2 separate regions of the Homo sapiens genome follow, and region 1 is linked to region 2. The links are chromatin contacts, found by Hi-C in ENCODE. All regions are on one chromosome and are shown on one strand. Each heading gives the region's core, a stretch centred on a gene start or an enhancer-like site at or near the end of the contact. The rest is flanking DNA. Distances are from core to core; before and after follow the strand shown.

What was found. Hi-C counts contacts between places; a loop is a spot of excess contacts on that map. Pooled maps may share reads with other maps.
Region 1: a loop to region 2 is called in a map with no recorded cell type, with 15 times the contacts of the local background. The contact joins two enhancer-like sites. A Hi-C loop is called at or near these places in 1 of 168 maps with a recorded cell type or tissue (naive thymus-derived CD4-positive, alpha-beta T cell), 4 of 37 single-sample maps with no recorded cell type and 7 of 50 pooled maps.

The regions. Positions count from the first base shown.
Region 1 is chr19:51,605,537-51,608,553 of GRCh38, reverse strand. No RefSeq gene overlaps it. Among named protein-coding and RNA genes, the nearest start is that of LINC01530, 13 kb to the right of the region's middle. RefSeq lists an enhancer at 1,141-1,500. Within about 2 kb of position 1,378, at least 3 of the 41 ENCODE cell types and tissues checked have a DNase peak (open chromatin) inside an H3K27ac peak, as active enhancers do.
Region 2 is chr19:50,347,794-50,350,675 of GRCh38, reverse strand. All of the region lies in intron 2 of LOC105372437 (a long non-coding RNA gene), which reads right to left. Among named protein-coding and RNA genes, the nearest start is that of NAPSA, 16 kb to the left of the region's middle. Within about 2 kb of position 1,400, at least 2 of the 41 ENCODE cell types and tissues checked have a DNase peak (open chromatin) inside an H3K27ac peak, as active enhancers do.

The DNA of each region.
Region 1 (3,017 bases), core at 129-2,628, 1.3 Mb before region 2:
CTTCAGTGAATGTCCATCTCTTTCCTAAACCCTTATCCGAGAGGAGATCCAGGCACGGACTTGCTACTTAAAGCGTGGTCCAAGAGCCAGCAACATCAGCATAATCTGGAACTTCAGAAAAATACCTTGTTCTTCCCTGTCCCTTAGCCAGGCCGGTACTACAATTCAAAAGAATGATCCTTAGCTCAACAAGAGGAGTGAGAGGAAAAGCACAGCGATAAGTCTCTTTCCCTGGCCTCTCCTTCCCAAAAGGGACCCAGCCTTTTCGAAGCCTCTCTGACTTAGGTGCCCCGCTGGCCTACAGCTCAGAACCGTGTGCTTGTAAATTCGTGTCCATGGCAGAGTTGGGAGTTTCCTGAACTCAGAGCACAGTTGTGGTGCAGAACCATGGACAGCGCCAACCCTGGGCTAGTTGTTCCCCAAATCGGGCATGGCGGGTGGAGCGCCCCCTGGGAGCAGAACTCTGTCCTGTCTCAAATGCAGAGGTAAGAAGGTTGGAAAGCAGAGTTGGTTACATTCTGTGCTGCAGGACAGAGGTGCTGGTCAGAGGACATTCAAACTCCTCCTCAGTCTTCTTCTGAAGTCCCCCTCATTTTAGGGAAGAGAAGACTTAACTTCAGAGAGATGGTGCATTTCTCACAGGCCACTGGGATCCTTGCCTCTCTGGGCTGACTCTGCCCTCACTCCTTCCAGGAAACCTTCTATGTGGTAGGCTCCATCTCTTCCTCCCTTCCTTTTCCAGTGAGTTGATAATTTGCTCTTGCTTTGAATCCCTTATTTGTCCTGTCATGGTGTTCTGAAAAACAGAACATGATATGTGATCCTTTTCCATACCTGACTCTGTGCCAAATCCTGAATCAGCTCAAATGAAGGAATGAAGGATCTATTAGAAGGCTGGTTGTGAAGTTATATTTGGAGCTGAGGGGTCACAGAAATAAATTCTAAGTTTTCCTTCATTCTACATGAATAGTAAGTGTTTAGACTAGGAAAAGGATCCTGGGGCCTCAGTGGACCACAGGATGGAGAGAGTTGTCATGAAGGGCAGAACAGGCAAGGCAATGTCAGGGTAAAATGGATGTGCGTTAAGGAGGGAGAGATCTGATAAATACTGTGAAGATGGGAGGCCCATAGGGCTGGAGGAACTGTCAAGAAGTCAAAACTCACACTGAAGGTGTGAGTGAAGGGCTTATCAGAAACCTGAGAATAAGCGAGGAGACATACAAAAATTCAGTGACTTTCTGAACTCAAATTGACACCAGAAAAACCACAAACATCACAGTCGAGTGTGAAGCTGGAGCCAGGGCCTCAGTTCTGAGTCACCGTCTCTGACCATGAAGGGCCCCCCTTGCAGGTGAGTTTCAGTTCCACCTTCTCGTGACTTCTTGTGTGATGGGTGGAGGGGCAGAAGATTCAGTTTCAGGGCTCCTACACTCTTCTGCTCTGAGAGAGATCTCCGAGTTCCAAGTGAACAGAGAAGAGGTGGGGCATGCCCCATTCATTTTCTGAGGAGAGGTAGGAATGGATGCCTGGAGGAGGCAACATCTGAGTGAGGAATGAGATGGCAGGGGGCACTGAACAGGTTATCAGTAGGCCTGGGGTAAAAGGAGGTCAGCTTTCACTTCCCTGGTAGTTGTTTGAGGGAAGAGGACTCCTAACAGAGAGAGGAACTTGGAGCAGCTCAATCCAGGAAAAGTCTCTAGCTGTGCTCTTTCTGTAGCTGCCTTGATCTCCAGGTAGAAGAGACTCATCAGGCGATGTCAGGAGTCCCAGACTCACCCCCCTCCAAACCCAAGATGCTGCTGTTGCCCCTGCTGTGCAGGTGCAGGGACAAGAGGATTGCAGGAAATGTGACTTCACAGAAGGTCCTTCGTCATCATTTTGGGGTACAGCTTGGAGAAATATGCAGGATAGAAGCTGCAGGTCTGAGATTTGAAGATGTGGTACAGGACAAACTGCCTCTGTATTCTCATGCTTTGATCTCTCATCTTGAAATTTTTGTGTTTACTCTAGAAGAGCCTATGTCTTTTGGTTTGTGGAAGAGGTCAACATTTCCATTTCCATGATCCTCCTATTTCCACAAATAGACCAGGTCAAAAGCTGCAGAAGAGACACCAAGAACCGTAGGCTGATTCCACCTCCTTGGGGACCTTCACTGAGCAACAGAGATGCCAAGAAGGAGGGGAGCATGACATTTTTCCCTCATGAGGAGAAGACTTTTAGTGAGATATTGTCACAAATAGAAAACATAACCTCTAAATGTGAAAGGTAGAGTACTACTCTACTTACAGAGAGCTTAGGTGTTCCCGTGTCCCATATCTGAGCACCTCTCATCCTTGAGGGCCAGTTGCGAGTTTGGAGGCCTCAGAGAAGGTAGATTTGCCATTGCCTTCTTCTTTCACATTTTAGACTCTGTTATGTTTGGTACTGGAGGATCCAGGTGAGGATGGCCCCCTTCCAGAACCAATAGCCACGAACTGGATCTGGGTCCATCTGGGGATCCTGGAGTGAGAAAAGTGCAAGGTGCAAGCTCTTCTGATCATCACAACCACAATAAGTGTGTGTGGGGGTGGAGGGAGGTGTGTCTCAGGGTGACCCATTCCCAGTAACAGTTCTTGGGTGTCCTATATCCTCAGCAGGCTCTGACATGGGGAAGTCAGAGCCCCATTGCACCCAGATTCCAGGATACCTAGGATGTGAATGTCAGGTGTCTGGGTCAGCACTTGCAGGGAGAGGGAGGACCTGGGGAACAGAGGAGGGTATGGTACCAGGAGTGGCCTGTGGATCAGCCCCGAGCTGGGTCCTCTGCTTTCAGCTCAGGGTCCTTCATGTCTTCCACAACCCAATCCTTTGGATGAAACAGGTTGCTGATTCCAAGCATAGACTGAAAAGCTAAGTAGAACATTTGAATCTCATGGGGATAGAATGATAAAAGTTATGGCTGAGGGCTTGCCAAGGAAAAAGGGCCATGGTAAACACTGTAGTGCTGTGGTTGGGACCTTGTAGAGTAAGGATGAGTT
Region 2 (2,882 bases), core at 151-2,650:
TCTTCTGGATGTTATCCAAGACCACTAAGGCAGTACCTCTATGAGTCTGCAAGAACCGTAGCAGACCGGGTGTGGTGGCTCACGCCTGTAATCCCAACACTCTGGGAGGCTGAGGTGAATGGATCACTTGAGGCCCAGAGTTTGAGACCAGCCTGGCCAACATGATGAAACCTAGTCTCTGCTAAAATCACAAAGATTAGCCAGGCGTGGTGGCACACAGCTGTAATCCCAGCTGCTTGGGAGGCTGAGGCATGAGAATCGCTTGAACCTGAGAGGCAGAGGTTGCCGTGAGCTGAGATCATGACACTGCACTCCAGCCTGGGTGACAGAGTGAGACTCTGTCTCAAAAAAACAAAACAAACAAAAACCACAGCATTAATAGGCTTGGGAGGCCCCCTGATACAGATATGGCTTAGATCACAATCCTCAAGTCCTTTTGAATACCTGGAAAGCCTTCCCAAGAAGGACAGGTACAAACAAGTCTACATGCTGCCTGCCGACCTCAGAGTTCTGGGAAGGTGGAGCGAATGAGTCGGACTATCAAAAATAGTTTAAGGAAAGTATGTCAAGAGACAAGATTAAAATGGATACAGGCCCTTCCTATGGTATTGTTTAAAACAGGTGCACCCCCTCTAAGAAAACAGGACACTCCCCTTATGAAATATTATATCATAGGCCTCCTCCTATGCCGCGAGGGCTTCTGGGTACTCCCCAAGAGTTGGGTGAAATTGAATTGCAGCGACAGCTACAGGCCTTGGGGAAAATTACCGAGACAATCTCAACTTGGGTAAATGAGGTGCCCGGTCAGCTTATTCTCCCCAGTTCACCCTTTTTCTCCAGGTGACCGCGTGTGGATCAAGGACTGGAACGTAGCTCCCTTAGGGCCATAGTGGAAGGGACCCCAGACCGTTATCCTGACCACTCCCACGGCTGTGAAGGTAGAAGGAATTCCGGCCGGGATTCACCACAGCTGCGGAAAGCCTGCAGCCACTGGAACCTGGGAGGCCAAACCAGGCCTAGACAATCCCTGCAAAGTAACCCTGAGGAGGACGACAAGCCCTGCTCCAGTCACACCCGGAAGCTGACTGGCCTATTCGCGGCCGAAGCATGAGGAAAATCGTCGTGGGACTTACTTTCCTTATAACACGGACTTGTGTGGTAAAAGCTTCCACTGCTTCTTCCCACACAGAGGACTGCTTTCAGTGCATACCTCAGGTCACTGAGGTAGGACAACAAGTTAAGACAATCTTTTTGTTCTATAGTTATTATGAAGGCCTAGGAATTCCAAAAGGAACATGTTTGTATAATAACACTCAGTACAAAGTCTGTGATCCAGGAAGTGACCAGCCCGATGTGTGCTATGACCCCTCTGAACCTCCCATTTCCACAGTTTTTGAAATAAGATTAAGGACTGAACACTGGCAGGGACTCATAAATGATACAAGTAAAGTATTAGCCAGAACAGAAGAAAAAGGGGTGCCCAAATGCATAATCTTAAGATTTGACGCTGTGCTGTCATTAATAGCAATAAGTTAGGAGCAGGATGTGGCTCTTTTAATTAGGAAAAAACTACATGACCGAAAATAAGTACATCTGTCATGAATCAGGATTGTGTGGAAAAGAATGTGGGTACTGGTCTTGTGTCATTTAGGCTACTTGGGAAAAAAAAAATGAAAAAGATCCTGTTTTGCTCCAAAAAGGGAAAGGAAGCCTGTCCTGCATGAGTGGAAGCTGCAACCCTTTAAAATTAGTAATCACAAGCCCCTCAGACCCAAAATAGAAAAAAGGAAAATACTTATCTCTAGGCATTGATGGAAAAAGACTAGACCCTAGGGTAAACATTTTAATAAAAGGAGAGGTTCGAACATGCTCTCCAGAGCCAGTATTTCACACTTTCTATGATGAACAAAATGTGCCAGTGCCTGAAATTCCAGGAAAAACTAGACATTTGTTTTTGCAGTTAGCCGAGCATGTAGCCCAGTCTCTAAAAGTCACTTCGTGTTTTGTTTGTGGAGCAACTGTAACAGGAGATCAGTGGCCATGGGAAGCCCGAGAATGAGTTCCTACAGACCCAGTTCCTGATGAATTCTCGGCCCAAAAGAACCACCCTGACAATTTCTGGGTTCTAAAAGCCTCAATTATTGGACAATGTTGCATAGCTAGAGAAGGAAAAGAATTCACTCATCCTGTAGGACAGGTTAGTTGTCTTGGACAAAAACTGTATAATGGTACCACAAAAACAGTTACATGGTGGAGTTCCAATTACACGGAAAAAAATCCATTCCGTAAATTTCCAAAATTGCAGACTGTTTAGGCCCACCCAGAATTCCACTGGGACTGGACTGCCCCTACTGGGTTATACTGGATATGTGGACATAGAGCTTATGCTAAGCTATCTGATCAGTAGACAGGTAGCTGTGTAATTGGCACTATTAAACCATCTTTCTTCCTGCTGCCCATAAAAACAACAAACTCTTAGGATTCCCTGTCTATGCTTCCCGTGAAAAACGAAGCATAGCCATAGGTAACTGGAAAGATGATGATGGCCCCCTGAAAGAATTATACAATACTATGGGCCCGCCACTTGGGCATAAGATGGCTCATAGGGATATTGGACCCCCATCTACATGCTCAACTGAATCATACAGTTGCAAGCTGTTTTAGAAATTATTACTAATTAAACTGGTCAAGCCTTGACTGTTCTTGCCCGGCAAGAGACTCAGATGAGGAATGCTATCTACCAAAATAGACTAGCTCTCGACTACTTGCTAGCAGCTGAAGGAGGAGTTTGTGGAAAATTTAACCTTACTAATTGCTGTCTCCACATAGATGATCAAGGGCAAGTAGTTGAAGACATAGTTAAAGATATAACAAAACTGGCA